Linked DNA regions of Mus musculus: region 2 is linked to region 1. A link is a loop called in an ENCODE intact Hi-C map of the cell type or tissue named here. Cell type or tissue: left cerebral cortex. All regions are shown on one strand.

Evidence for each region. Hi-C counts contacts between places; a loop is a spot of excess contacts. Peaks named below come from ENCODE experiments on the same cell type or tissue, not always from the same donor. Only the 100,000 strongest peaks of a DNase experiment are listed, where the experiment ranks them.
Region 2: a loop joins it to region 1, with 7 times the contacts of the local background. A loop is called at or near these places in 21 of 42 quality-filtered maps.

The regions. Positions count from the first base shown.
Region 1 is chr12:29,834,160-29,842,159 of GRCm38, reverse strand. Myt1l (myelin transcription factor 1-like) reads right to left here. Exons shown (of 25, transcript NM_001093775.1): 12 at 5,720-5,810; 13 at 4,013-4,120. Among named protein-coding and RNA genes, the nearest start is that of Gm46346, 77 kb to the left of the region's middle. In left cerebral cortex, a CTCF peak has its summit at 4,469 (motif pointing right); DNase peaks (open chromatin) are centred at 3,268, 3,497, 4,097 and 4,519; H3K27ac peaks cover 348 bases.
Region 2 is chr12:29,672,382-29,680,381 of GRCm38, reverse strand. The region is part of intron 3 of Myt1l (myelin transcription factor 1-like); the gene reads right to left. C630031E19Rik (RIKEN cDNA C630031E19 gene) reads left to right here. Exons shown (of 4, transcript NR_046080.1): 3 at 1,272-1,372; 4 at 2,669-4,752. Among named protein-coding and RNA genes, the nearest start is that of C630031E19Rik, 10 kb to the left of the region's middle. In left cerebral cortex, CTCF peaks have their summits at 1,192, 4,074 and 4,277 (motif pointing left); a DNase peak (open chromatin) is centred at 4,263; H3K27ac peaks cover 1,397 bases.

The DNA.
Region 1 (8,000 bases):
AGAATACTTAAAATGTATTGTATCATTTTATCTCACTTTCAGAAAGAATGTCGGTAAGACATGACACAGGCAGTTGAGGAAGAATTCAGTCTATAGGCATTGCGTTTGTGGGGTTTACAAAGAGTAGAGGAATCATACAATGACAATGACACGGACTCTTAAAACTAAGAAACAGACACACATAGGAACACAGAATGAGACAAAACTGTATCAGAATTTATCTAGTTGGGCATTAAAATAGAATTGTAGGAGAACCTATGAGCAAATAAATATTCATGTTCCTTCAATGTTCTTTATCTAGTAGTCCTTTATCTTAGACTTTGGGATAAAATATTTAAATGGAGGGGGTTTTGATTCTTATTCCTTTACTAATGTGTCTGTGTCTATTTTAAAAGTGGAAACCACCTCAAACACAAAAGAATTAAGTTAAACATTGGTGCCCTTATACTCTTTAAGCAATTTTTGTTCTGTATAATAGATACCGATAGGTGTTTGCACATCTCAATCTCAAGTCTTAAACTTTTTCTGAGGTAAAATATTGTTAAAAGTCCTTGCAGGCAGGTATCCCCATATTTCCACCATTTTTGAACAGTGTATTTACGTAAAATGGCCCTTAATTTCAGGAGGGGTTATTGATCATTCTATTTCCCATTTATATCAAACTTTTTTCCAAAAAGTAAGACCTCAAGAAGCTGGAAAGAACACAAATGTCCCTCAACAGAGGAATGGATACAGAAAATGTGATTCATTTACACAATGGAGTACTCCACAACTATTAAAAACAATGAATTTATGAAGTTCTTAGACAAATGGATGGATCTGGAAGATATCATCCTGAGTGAGGTAACCCAATCACAAAAGAACATATATGATATGCACTCACTGATAAGTGGATATTATTAGCTCAGAAGATTGGAATACCCAAGATAGCAATTCACAGAGCACATGAAGCTCACGAAGAAGGAAGTGTAGATACTTTGATTCTTTTTAGAAGGGGGAAAAATACCCATGGAAGGAGTTACAGAGACAAAGTGTGGAGTAGAGACTGAAGGAATGACCAGCGGGAGATTGCCCCACCTGAGGATCCATCCCATAAACAACCACCAAACCCAGACGCTATTGTGGACGCCAACAAGAACTTGCTGACAGGAGTCTGATACAGCTGTCTCCTGAGAAGCTCTGCCAGCGCCTGACAGATACAGAAGTGAATGTTTACAGGCATTCATTAGACTGAGCACAGGGTCCCCCGTGAAGGAGCCAGAGAAAGGACCCAAGGAGCTGAAGGGGTTTGCAGCCCCATAGGAGGAACATCAATATGAACTAACTAGTAACCCCAGAGCTCCCAGAGACTAAAACACCAACCAAACAAAACACATGGTGGGACTCATGGCTCTAACTTGCATATACAGCAGAGGATGGCCTAGTCGGTCATCAATGGGAGGAGAGGCCCTTGGTCTTGTGAAGGTTCAATGCCCCAGTACAGGGGAATGCCAGGGCCAGGAATGAGAGTGGGTGGGTTGGGGATAGGGGAGGGAAACCAACCAGGAAAGGGGATAATATTTGAAATGTTAATAAAGAAAATATCTAATAAAAAACAAACAAACGAGAAAAATGAAAAAATGGGTGTTACGGCCGAGGGGAACAAAAACCAAAACCAAAACTATGGTGAACCACGTTAGTGGTTAGTGTTGGCTCACGGTCTATCTACAAAGGCCAATCACAGATGACAAACTTTTCCTTGCTCAAACCTGGAAATCCTGCCCGTACCTCAGTGGGAAATACTGCCGGTTCGTCATCCTGAAACACTGCTGCTGCACCCAACTGGGAGACAGCCCAGCCCTGGATGCCCAGCCTGCTCCTGGGCGGACTCACTACCTGCCCTCGGCCGGACTCACTGCCTCTCCTCAGCTGGGAACACGACCTGGGTCTTAGCCGGATGTACGGCCTGACTACCGGAAACACTGCCTGTTCCCCCCGGAAACACGGCCGCAGTCAGCCTACTGGAGACAAGGCTTATCAGCCCGAATGCAGCCTGGTCTCAGCTTGAGGTGGGGAAAACCTCAGCGCGCACCTGACTGGGAAGTCCTTCGTGGACTTCCGGTGTGTGAAATGGAAGCTGTTGGGTGGGCTGGGGCGGCCACCGCAGTGAGGGTTTGTGGGAGGTCAGAGCGCGAAGGACGTCCTCTCTGGGACCAGGATGGGGGTCCTTGAGGCTCGGCCTGCATGTGTTTGTCTGACTTCCACAGCCTCTCTAATTCATGGAAAACATATTTAGGAAATATAAAAACTGCTAAAAGAGACGATAACCCAGAATTCTTTCAGATTTAAAACTGTTGAAATTTTGGTATAATTTTTTAGTACTTAAAAAAAGTGATATAATTTGCCCCTGATTTCACATGGCACTTGCCATTTCTTTTAGTTGCTTATGTTGTTTTGTTTGTTTTGATTTTTTGAGACAGGGTTTCTCTGTGTAGCCCAGGCTGTACTGGAACTCACCCTGTAGACCAGGCTGGCTTCAAACTCAGAAATCTGCCTGCCTCTGCCTCCCAAGTGCTGGTATTAAAGGCGTGCGCCACCATTGCCTGGCTTATTTGCTTATGTTTTAAAAGCACCTTTTCTGGTGTGGTATTAGAATAAGAATGTGACATTGCTGAGCTATTTTCCTTCACAATTTCCCACATTTCCTTTGGCTAAGGACTCTGCTTCCTTAAACATCCTTGGGAATTGCGGGAATCCTCCACTGATTAGTGGACTGAGAGGTGGGGAAGAAGTTGGACAACTTGTTTAGTATTCAGTCATATCTGCAAAGGGATAGTGGCAGTAAATAGGAAACTGAGAGGCAGACAAGAGGTTCACCTAAGTTCTCATCATAATGCAGAGAATATCAAAAGTCAGAGAAGGATTATCTTGGAAAAGAGGGATTATAGCTACATTTAGTTTTTTATTTTTGTTTAAATATATAAAAATTCCTATACACTTTTTAACTTTCTCAAAGGAGAAAGGAAATTTAATTAATTGCAAAAAAAAAATACTAAATGAGGACCAAAATGTGTCTATCTCTTGCCTAGTAATTTTCTCTAAGTAACTTATCCCAAAGAAATACCTATAGTAGAAGCCAAATGCTGTATCTATGGGAAACTATTCATCATTACTCTTTAGAGACAGCCCGTATGCCTCTGAGCTAGCACAGAGTTATGACTGTGGTACAACATCCACGGAACTGGGTATATTCAAATGAGAACATGACGATGATAGCATTTTATGGGGAGACATTGTCACGAGAGTAAGAAAGCAGAAATACACGGACTGTCACAGACTTCATGAGATGTGTGTGAAGTCTGTGAGGAACGTAGATGTCGTCTTCTACCTATAAACATCTTCCTGATTTTGGAAAACGGGGTTCAGTCTTGCTCCTCGGCACTTTTCCACTTTAACCTGCAGTGCTAAGTCAGGTAGTCGTGAGCCCCTGTGCTCTGTCTTGCCTGTCAAGCGGCAGTGATGCCACCTACTTCCACCCACATCTCAGGGTGTGTGAGGATAAGGGGTGATGACAGCTTTGATGGCTTTTCATACAGAAAACTTCCAAGCACAGGGAATGTGGCATTTGTCATTCCTGCATTTTTAAAAAGGCCCCGTGCCACCCATAAGCAGGTGCTGTACTTTGCTTCAAACTGGGATAAAATTATAATGGGCTACTAACATTACTGATTTCTAAAACTTCTATTTTAGTTAGCATTCATAGAATTATGAATTGTCAGGACTACAAATCATAGAACTCCATCCAGTTCTCTGACTGCTGAAGTCATGCTGAGCCACTGGAGTTACACTGACCACCAGACTTCTACATACTCTCTCAGGATTGAGGGCACAGGACTCAGCTTCTAATCTGGCATAGCTTCCTTCCCTCCTTCAAGAACACATCTACTCCATGGAGCATCTCCAACACTCTCTCTGCTCTGTGTCAGGATAGATTCTGAGAGAAATCCCTTGATGACACACTTCGGCTGAGTACCTGAGGACTCGGTCTGAGGCCTGGTTGGATTTGGACACATCACAGCTCTGGTGTTTCTCTTGGGCCTTTGCCAGTTTTTCTGCAGCAGCAATGGGGCATCCAGAGAGGCTACAATGACAGAAGATAGATTTAACTGAATGGTCTCAAATGGCTTGCCACACACTGATAACATTCACCATGTTCTGTCCTTCATCCAGCTAAGATGACCCTGAGGTAGATGGAGGTAGGAGAATTTCCCAGCCTGCCTGGTACTATATATTTCCTGGGCTCTGGCATATAGCTCTTATGACAGACAGCACCAGGCCTGTCCGATGAGTATGCCAAATTCCAGGAAGCAAATACAACACAGGCTGGTTAAACTTTCAGGCAGAAATGCTGGAGTGCTGGCCATTTCTGCAGGTCAGGCAGTAGCAGCTAGAGAAGGAGTTTTTGAGACTCAAGAGTGGCAGTTAGTTGGCTATACCAGAAGGTGGCACTCTGAGCTGATACCAGAGGTATCTATCTATAAGGCTTCAGGGATTCTGACTTGAGCTCACCAAAGGAGGGGCAAAGAAAGGGAGGTACAGCAGGAATACCTCCAGGACTTCAGGCAAATGTGATTCTTAACTAGTGCAGCAGGATCAGGATGGCAGAGGGAACACTGAGGCCTCTTTGTTTGAGCTGCTTCCACAGGAAGTCATAGTATCTGCATGCTTGCCTCCGTGTGTTCTAGCTCCGTGTGTGTGGCCATCCATGTGTACACGTGTGTTGATGGCAGAAAAAGGAACTGACACTGTGGGCTCTGCACAGCACTCAGCCGGGATCTCCTGCATCGCTGCCAGCTCCTGCAGACTCAGTACCAGAGACCTTCTGCAGGGCATAGAGCTGTGGTCTGTTTTATTATAAACTTGACACTGGTAACCAAGCTTCTTGTTGTGACTAACCAGTGAGGTAAAAATTAAGAGAGCTTTTACAGCTTCCTTCCCCCATTTAAGAAGAAATCTAAGCTGTGGCAAGACAGATCTAACCGAGTTACATTTTGCTACTGCAAAAGAAGTGATCTGCTATCACCTAGATTTTGAGAGGAACTTAGTGACTCTTATAATGTCTGAAGAGGATGGGGAAGAAAGCTGGAACACTATCAAGAGTACAATTCTGACAGTGTATATTTTCAGCAGTAGTCCAGTTAAAGCCATTGACCTGGAGCCGCGTCCTCACTGGTGTACCCCTGCCAGATGCGTTTGGACATCTGCTCATATTTTAATGATGTTGATGCTGATGGCCAGGGGACTCATCAAATTCAAGAGCAGCCAAGTTAGTCCTCTGTATTTGCCCTGCTGGGTTCTAGTTCACAACCCTGAATGGTAAGTGACAGACAGCCTCTCCTATGAGAGAAGGTTAGAGAAACTTGCTGGATTCCTTCTGGTCTCTTTCATTGTAAGTGGCTATGGGTTCCATCTTAGATGCTGTACTGAGTAGGTGACTTTGTGAGGGAACAGTGCTCTATTATACTAGAGGAGGCAACATAACTGAAGAAATTAAGTCTTCAAAAACGGGCAATTGACCCTTTGACATTTCTGTACGTGCTATGACCAACTCTCCAGGAGCAATGTGTGAGGTCTGCCGCTCTCCTTTGGAAGGGAGGGGCTGCATAGCAGTAAAGAGCTACCATGGGGAAGGGCTGTGGGTGGCTTCTTCTAGCATAGACCCCAGCAGAGTGTGGCTTACCTTCTGTGCGAGTTCCTGTTGCTATTCACATGCCCTCGCCCTGTGCAGCCTGGAGTGGGACACTTGAGAACATTTTCATGCATGGCAAGAACTTGACAAAGGAGAGGCAAAAAAACAAATAGCCCAGCATTAAAAGAGAGAAATATTGAGAATACAATATGCAATTGTTTTAACAGGCTAGATTAGTTTAAGACAAACTACAAACGTCTGTGATGTGCATGACCAGGAAATATATGTGGGAAGAGAAAGAAGATTGTATGACTGTCCTCAGGCATGCAAAGCAGGGTGCACTGGCAGGGAGCCATGGGGGTCAGAGAGCGCCATAACTGAATAGTCCCATGTGGGACAGAAGCAAGGGCCACCCTAGTGTATCCCATAGATAAGCACTGGATGCCGATCAGCCATGTAACAGCACATAGCCTGGGCGTTTAAAAAAAAAAAAAACATGCCTGTGCTTTGGAAACACATGGGATTGTGAAAGTCTGATGTGAGTGAGCCAAACTTTAAATCTCATTTTTAAAATAAATCACGTTTACCTAGGAAATTAGAATCTTTTGTGCTTTCAGTAGAATGAACAGGAATAATTAGATCCCTGCATTTTTACCACATGAAATTAACAAATAGGAAGATGAGAGAGCTGGTCCCCAGGGCACAAGGACACTGCCTACTGGCATCCAGGGAGGCTGGTCCTTATTGTTCCATCCTTTGTCTGCTGAGACATGTGGGGTTAGGAGTGATGGGGAAGTCAAGACAACTGACTTCAAAGGAGCCTGCTGGCCATATATGCTCTGCCTGTCTGATCTAGATGTCTGCAAAGCCCAGTCCTAACTGCCTGCAAAGCCTGCCTATGGTCAAGTGGTCTTGTGAGGTCTGCTCAGCCATGTCTGCCCACACTTGTCACTATTGTCCATGGCTTCTCTCCCGTGGAGCGGTCATTGTCTTGCTGGGCCCTGTGTGAAGTTTCCACATGCCCTTGTGCCTGTCCATGTTTTGCGTCTTTACTACTGGTGAATTCCTTACGAACAGTCCATTGCTGTTTTGTTCTTAAGCCCTCATAGCTCCTGCCTCTTTCTTTAGGTATGGCTAAAGTTATGAATTAAAGTTTAGATATGAATTAAGGTGGAAATGTCAGCATTCAGCTCATTTCCTGTGAGGGCCTGGAGGGGGCCTAGGAGAACCCCTTTCAGAGGACTCCCTATCTCAGAGGAAGATATGCCCTTCTCTTTGAAATCTGCAATCTTACTAGCCTATTGACCTGTTAGAATGGCACACACTCCTCTTTTACCTTAACACATGCCTTTCTTTCTCTTTATGCTAAATATTTCTATTATAAAATCTTCCCTGGAGAGAGCAAACACCTTTCAGGCTTAGCCGTGCGGTAGAGTTTAAATGGCTGTGTCCTGCTAAGTGGAGACACAGAAATTATCTATGTTCAGTCCACACCTGTAGTGGCATCTGCTTCCTCAGTCTGCATGTTGCCTCTGTGAACTGTCTCAAACCGTTTCTCCTCTTCAGTTTGTGGCGCTACCCTCACTACTTTCCCCAGTCTTTCTCTGAAGACTGGGAAGACTTTCAAACAGGAACCCCAGTGACCTCTAACCGTTCCTCCTAGGCTCCTTCTGAACCTCAGCCTTCATACCTGGGGCTTTTGAAAAAAATGCTATTTTACCTGGTTGCTGCCCCACATCTCTTTCTTTACCTCACCTTTCCACACAAGCCTATGTTGGGGCTCCTTTCTGTCACTCACACTTCATGCCTTTCCCTGGTAACTCACTCCTGTTTTTACTGGAGCTCAAAAGATGCCACCTAGGGTGCCACCCACTAGACCTACTTCTTGGTATCCTCCCATGCTACCTAGCACACTTTAAGTCTGTACTGTGGAGTGGTGACAGAAACTCTGTCTGGCTCAGTTGGGGTCTCCTTAGGCACAGAACTGCCCTTTGTCATTTAGTCAGTATGTTACAGGGCAGAGCCCTTCACTGAATTCATCTGGGCGGAAATGGATGGGAAGCCAGCCCAGAAAACCAAACAAGGCTACTATGGAGTACTCTACTTACTATTATCTTTACACTTTACAGTATTATGAAGAACTACTCACGAGAAAGCAGTTAGAGTTCCTCTGTACCTCCATGCCGGCTATACCCTTCATGAGACATGTTCTCATCTAGACCAGGCTAATGTCAAACTCAGCCCTCCTGCTTCTACTTCCCAGGTTCTGGGATTATAGGAATGCACCATGCCTGCCTTTAGAAATGCTTTGCTTCAGACAGTTTGTAAGACC
Region 2 (8,000 bases), 160 kb after region 1:
TCAAGATGCCCCCTGATAACTGCTGCTAGGAGCCACTATTCAGACTCCCAACACCATTAGTTTGGTCTTTTCCTTGAACGGGAATCATGCAACATAATTTTATTTTTGATACACAGTCTCATGTGACCCAGACTAATCGTGAACTTTCTTTTTTAGCTAAAGTGGTCCTTAAATTCTGAAATCTTGCTTCTACTTCCCAAATGCTGGGTCACAGGTACGTGCCACCACACCTGGCTGTGCCTAGATTCTTTCTGTCAATACAACTTTTATGAGTCTGAGTTGTGTTATTTACCAAGTGAATTCTAATGAACCTCTAGATCCCTAAGCAGTGCATGAGGTGACGGCAAATTTAGAGACCCCCCCCTTTTTTCTGATGTTTTGGGCCAGAATGTCCACCACATAGGTTCACTTCCTCATGCATACAGGGCAACCCACACTTGCCCAACCTTGTATGCAGAAATTTGAGTCAATAGAATCAATGATTAGCTCCATGCAATTAAGCAAATCACTAAGTCCATCCAAGTTTCTCAAACATGAATATATTAACAGCACTGCCTAACACATTTGCAGTGGTGACTGAATGAAATAGCCCATGTGTAATTATTTCTAAGGGCACATCTACCCAAATCACATCCTTTTCTTAAAGAGTGAGGCAAACTACCTGGGCTCTAGCTCCCAATTTGATTCCATGCCACGCACTCTTACACATCAATAAAAGCTTTTGTAAACTCTTAGCTCACACAGGAACTATTGTGTTCATGGCACCTAACTTGTTGGGTGCTACAATAGAGTGAGCTAATGTAGCCCAGCTATGTACGTCCATTTGTTTACTGCTGGTGTAAGTAAAATCCATGGCATTAGTTATACCAAGAAACTAAAGAAAAGTATGTATAGGTGATAGAAGAACGACAGACAATTCTATGCCAATTTTAAACAAAGAGGGGGATACAAGTATCTACCTAATTCAGTAGCACAGGCTGTATTAAATGTGAAATATTAATGGCTCTGCAGCAGGAAGAGGACGAGAGATGTCCTTATCTCACTTCCATTCGTGGGGCTCCAGTTAACACTGGGAGTTAATCGCCTAACATATTCGCATGAATATTGAAAGAGAATGTGCTTTGTTTGCATATGAAATGATCTCGTACCAGGAAAACAGAAGGAACTCTTCCCAAGAATATTAAAAGGGGAAAGGAACTCCACAAGGTGGCCAGACTGAAGAAATGCACCAGGATTACTCATTGCTTTTTGTCTTTGAGATATGGATATAGAAATGGCACAAAACCCTTCTTCACTATGAAGACAGCCAGGAACATGGATAGAATACACAGAATCCGTGAGGGGAAAGACGGGCTTCCCCTGGAGGACAAGGGTAAGGTGACTAAAAATGCTCCAATCTCAAGTACAAGGTTACTCGTCTATAGTCTGTCTCTGAGTAGGTAAACAGGATATGGGTACTATATCTGGTACTACATCTTAAGGTACACAACAAATAGGCTGTTAATTGTTAGACAGAGACCATGTCCTTGCTGATATTAGGGCACAACTAAGAAGACTTAATATAGAGCCAATATTACCAAATCAGTATGGGATTGGCAGAAGCAAGGAGGAAAAAAGATCATTTGGAAATACAAAAACTTATAAATAGTCCATTGTATGTGAAAAATATCATATGATACAGGTGTAGCACATTGTGTACACAGAGGTGGCTTTTCTCAAGGAAACATTCTATGTGAGGATCTACAATGGAAAAATTAGTATCAGACCACCATGGAACGACATATACAGATACACACTTCACATCTAGTAAAGAGCCAATATTTTAAGAAGCTGTAAGTGCATTGGGGAAGCTGTGGGTATGATTATTACTGAGGACAAGGAAGAATTCCTAGATGTCATAGGAAAGAAGTCACAGAATGGATAGATTTGGCTACATAAAAAATAAGCATCTCTATGTGAGAAAAGCCCCCAGCTGCTCGGATGCTTTGTAAGCAGACTAAGTGGATAGGGAAGAAACACTTGCAACGTGAGAACTATCACCGTTCCCAATGTAGAAAGCATGAAACTTGGCAAGAAGAATATCATCTAGTAGATCAAGGTCAAGAAAAAGGTCACAGAAGTGGAAATAAGATAGGAGAATCTCATAAAGAATACCCAAGGTCATGTTCTGTCAGGTGACACACACGGTAAAGCAAGCTGACAATCTCACCAACAAAACCAACAAGAATTCAGAAAGTCATTAGCAGCCAGCATAGCTAAGCACAAGATGGGCAGGATACTGGACAGCCATGCCTGCATCACTGATCACCATTCTGAGCAGCACTCCCTGCCCCACAGCCTCATACCACAGAGTCTCTCCTGGGATAGAAATGAAAGGTAGGTGTCCAGGTATACGATCACAGCGCTGTCTATGATACTGCTTTTGGAGTGACCATCATCAGAAACACATCTGTGGTATACTAACAAGGGAATAGCACTACAAATCAAAGTTAAAACACACTATGTAACATTCCATGGCTCTTGTTTTAAAAAATGAGATAGATTATGCTATTGTGAGCCAGAGAGGCACCTATAATACGTGAGAGAGGGAGAGAAAAGGAAGTTTCCAGAACAGCCTCATAGCTTAATCCCATTGTCGGGGACACAAAAGTGTTTTGTGTCAATGCAGGTACTTCGATGAGAAGGTGGGAGCAAACTTGAACTTCTGGGCCAAGGAGCGAGTGAGACAAGCTCTTGATGTGGATGGAGCTCTTCCCTGCCTTGTTCATTCTAATCCTGCTCTTGAAATTTCAAAGAGAAACTCAGGCAGAGAAGCACATGGATCTCTTTCCATAAATATGTTCAGGACTCCAATCAGAAGCACTGACAGAAACAGTTGATGTATACATACATGCATCTATGCATACACACACACACACACACACTCATTTAAGATTTCATCGTATACATTGTGTATGCTACTGTGTCTCATAGGATGTTCCATGCAAACGCATGTGTGTTGACCACACTTCCCACATCTCCCTATACTACCATTTCCTCTCATGCCTCTCCCTGAGTCATCTTTGCTTCACTAGGAAGTTTGCCTTCCACTTTCATATAACATCTTATACTTGATTTTATGTATCTCTATAAAATCTGGGAACCACAAATGACAGAAAACATGACATTTGTGTTTCTGAGATGAACTTGATTCACCTGATATGGTTATCTCTGGTTATATCCATTTCTCTCTCGACAAACGACAATTTCATTTTTTCTTTAGATCTGGAAATTCCCATTGTGCATATATAGCACATTTTTTTAATCTACTCCTCTGTTGTTGAGCACATAGGCTGAGTGAGGGACAGTTGCGTTTTAAAGTGAAACATATTATTGTCTCTAAATATTTGTAAAGCTTCATTTCAAGAGACCTGATTTGTGTTGCAATGGCTTTGAGGAACCTTTTGATACAGCCCATGACCAGAGCAATAATGTTTGGGTTTTCCTCCTCGAACTTTTGTAACCTTACATAAATGAAACCACTAACACCTGCAAAGGATGATCCACCATACAGCCTGCAGTCTGCATGCAGCCCTGGGATAAAGACCCACAGAGACCAGTCTATTAGCACCATGACGTGGGCTACTTAGAGGACTCTGTGAAAAGGCCACTGGGAGCACAGAGCACATCAACAATGGGAGCACAACAGTCAGAGCTTTGCATAGTCACAATCCCAGCAGACATTGCCTCATCTCTGTGAAATTGCTTTGTTATGAAAGATGGCTTTTACCGCCGAAAGGTCCACGGGAGAGTTTACTCACAGATGAAGGGTATAAGGATGCTCACCATTAGATAAATGGATGGCAAATTGTACTAAGAACTAAAAGAGAGACTTTCAGCTTGGCTAATAGATCTGAGTTTATCCTGTGACGTAGGGGTAAGGGGGAATAGACAAACTGCCCTGCTGATATTGAGGCCATGGAAAGGATTTGTGACAGCAACATCATGGGAAGGCACTTTGCTTCGTTGACTGAAGGCTTTTCTAATTCACTGTTTAGGGAGGAGACTCTGCCATGAGCACCCAGGAGTCCTTCCCTGAGAGCTATTTTATACGCCATGCTCCCTGCAGTCAGCACAGGGTCTCCAGTTTGCCAGAGGGCTCCAAGAAAGCCTGTGCTTTTGTCAGAGCTCTGGGTCTCTTAGGAGCCCATTTAGGTGAAGATTACCAGTGCAGAGCCACGTGGCTTAGAGTCCAGGTTTTCAGGGCACCTGCTGCACTTCGAGTGTTCACTGCCCCCTGCTGGAAACTCTGAGGCTTTCGTCTAATTCAGACTATAATGAAGTCACTGTGCTTCCTATCTGAAGGAAACTCAGCCCCTCTTCTTCGCAGCAAATTTCCTTCCTCATATTGACCGAGAATTGATAATTACTGGAAAACGTGAGGATGAAGAGGAGACATGCTCTTCTGCCTACTGTGTTCTTGTGGAAACCCTCCGAAGCGGTGGATGCTCACAGGAGTGCTTCTTATGCCGACAGCCGTGGGCTAATGTCACCGGCATACACATCTCCAAGCACACACTTCGGAAAGGTCAAGGAGGATCACAACTCCGCAAAAGAAGGTGCTGACTTGTGGGAGGCCACCCAGACAGTGCTACCTCCCCACAGCTCCTGTCAGACCAGGCAGCTCCACTGGCAAATTAGGGAACTTGTAGATTCAGGCATCTGATAAAACAGTGCATTTAGCAAGAAAAAAATAAAACAAACTTAATCAAGGCAATAAAGTCACCCTTGCTCTTACCCCTTTTGTTTCTAAGTCGTGTGTGTGTGTGTGTGTGTGTGTGTGTGTGTGTGTGTGTGTGAAAGCACAAAGGAATAGGAAGGAAGCATCTTCACGCTTGCCCAGTGTAAACTCAGGAACACAGAAATGGAACAGCAGCACAAGGGCCTTTGCTTGGTAAACTGATACAAAAGCAAGCATGTATGTATGGGCCAAGATTGGGGAGCTAGAAGGGAGACCATGAAAGGGGAGAAAGAAGTCTCCAGAAAGGGAGAGAAAGAGAGTGATAGAAGCGCAAGACAAGAACTCATGGGGGGGGGGGGTTAGGATGGGGGAGGAAGCAGCAGGAGAGAGTTGAGATGGAGGAGTGAGTAGGAGAAGATATTAAAACAAATATGCATGAACGTCCCATAGTAAAACCCATGATTGTGCATATTAATAAAAAACAAAACAAAACAAAACCTGACAAAACCCCAAAAGTTCTTCAGTTAGTATCTTCATGTGTGCTTTGAGTTTAAAAACAAACATATAGATCAAGGTTTTAGGGACCCTGCAATCCATAGTCAATTGTTGGGTGGTTCCCGTGTATGTGCGGGCCTGGCGTAGAGAGCCTCTGGAGGAAAGGCTCACAATCTGTGGGTTGCAACCTCTTTGGTAAACCTTGACCTCCAAAACTATGTACATTTCAGTTAGTAACAGCAGCCAAATTACAGCTATGAAGTACCAACAGAATAATGTTATGGTTGGGTGGGGGTCACGACAGCATGAGGAAGGGGTCACAGCACGAGGAAGGTTGAGAATCACTACCCTAAAGGGAAGACCTGACCCAATCAGACAAGCCTGGATTTGAGGTCCAGCCTGTGGTCTCTCAGCTCTTGCCCTGACTCTCCCATCTGCACAGAGCTTGGAAGTACACATAGGTGCCATATTTGTACAAATATAAGACTAATCAATTATCCTGGGACAAAGCAATGAAAAGACAGAAGAATGATTTTGTAAACATTTGTAGTTCAATATTTAAAATGAAATTTCTGTCTTCTATAATCACTGAGCCTGCTCTTCTCATGGACTTAAGCCTTTCTAACCCTTCTTTCCAAATAGATAAAAAAAAATTACCCTTCACCTTCTCTTAAAAATCCCCAAGCCTTAAGCTGGGCATGGTGGTGCACATCTTTAAATACTTGGGAGGCAGAAGCAGGTGGATTTCTGGGTTCAAGTTCAGGTTGGACTCCAGAGTGAGTTCCAGGACAGCCAGGGCTACACAGAGAAACCCTGTCTCAAAAAAAAAAATCAAAATCAAACCCCGACACCCCCCAGCCTCTAGTGTTCCGGATTCAGTCCATCTTGTCACTGTCCCTTCCGTTGCTATCAGTAGGATGACCATTCTCTCTGCTGTCTCAGCCCCAGGTGAGCTGTCCTTCCTTGCTGTGTATACCTCATGGAAGACCCTCCCAGTCTGCCCCCACTGCAGCAGACCTGAGGACCTTGCCCTGTGCTTTGACCACCTTCAGTCCACTTTCCCAGATAAGATGGATTATTATGGTTAGAAAACAAATGCAGGACTAGGGATGTCGCTCAGTAGTAAAGTGCTTGCCTCATAAATGCAGGTCCCATTGAGTCCCCAGTACAAAACAAAACAAAACAAAACAAAACAAAACAAAACAAAACAAAACAAAACAAAACAAAACACTTGGTTGGGTCTCAGGGCACAAGCCTGGAATCCCAGCTGCTGGGGATGCTGCCACAGGAAGTTTGAAATTTCAAGGCCAACTAATGCTCCACGAGTGAACTCAAGTCCAGTGCTAGGTAACTCAATGAGAACCTATCTCAAGAGAAAAGCATTTTTTATAAGGAGCTTCAGTAGAGCATGTTCCTAGCATGGTACGGTTCTGGGTTTAACCCCACACCACAAACTTAAGCCAATTGACCACAAAACAAAAGAAGAGAATTTAAAAAAAGAAAAGTGCTTCCCAATACCCCATCAACCGAAAGTTCCTGTTTTTGCAAAGCCATGGAAGTCTTGTCCTTGCAAAGTCTACTGAAGAAGACCCAGCTCCTGCAGGGACATTTGGGAGGAAACTGGGCTTAGGTGAGGTCGTGAGTGTGGACATTTTGATGAGATCAACATCCTGTAAGAAAGAGACAAGTGTTCACTCTATCACATGTGGGTACAGCAAGGTTGAAAGCCAGAAAATGGCCCTCAGCAGACCCCCAGCTCTTGGGTTTTTGGTATCTATGACTGAGAAGTGCCTGCCTGTGTTTGTCATTGCACCCTGGCGGAGCTGTGACACAAGCTTCTTTGACCTACTGTGGAACTCCTTATTAGGAACTGCATGTACATCCCTCCTTCTGGTCCTTCCATTATCCCAGCACAAGACTTGGCTGCTGAGGCACACCTATGGCACCTCCTCAGAGCTTCCCTTGCTCTTAGCTTCCCCGTCTTGCCTGCTTCTGCTCCTGGGACAGAGAGTGGGTCCTCCTTGTTGTTTGTAAGTATTGAGTTCTCTGTGTAAATAATTAAGTTGTCTTAGTGACATTGCAGGGAAAGAACAGCCTGCCTGTTGCCATCCCTGAGTATGGACCACATATGTTGACTAAAGATAGGAATGAATGGAACACAGAGAGAAAGGGGGAAGATGGTGGATGGGCCACGGGTGGGCAGTGAAGCATACTGGGTATTCTGCTCTTTGGACAAATCCTGATCACCATACAATGGTGATGATCAGGGATCACCAAAATGTGGAGAGAGACCTGGAGAGGACAGGTGCAAGATGTCCGGTAAAAAATTAATGTGCCCTTCCATTCCATGAACTGCACATCTCCAGGAAGCCTATCTACAACATTGCCTGGGTTCCTCCTCCTCTTTTTTCTGTAAGGCCCTTCACCCCTACGGTTCTATTTGAAGAGATGGCTGTGCAGACATGGTTCTGTGTTCATTTCAGAGCATGCGGAAGAACCTTAGGCAGCCTGCCTCTGTGGTTTCAAGGGGTTACCGTGTCTCCAAAGAGTGAGGAATTTAAATTCTTCCGCTCCTCACCAACAAGATTGTGTCTGATATCCGGAAACGGCTCAATTCTTCAAGCCGTAGCTAAGAATTGTCCTGACAGGCAAACCCATTCCCAGCACTCAGGAGCAGTTGCAGAGAGATGGAGAATATTGCTCTTCACCCCCCACCCTCCCCAAGAGCAAGGAGTAAGTCAATCAAAAGGGCCTGGCATAACCCAATTGCTTTGTTGGTTTAAAA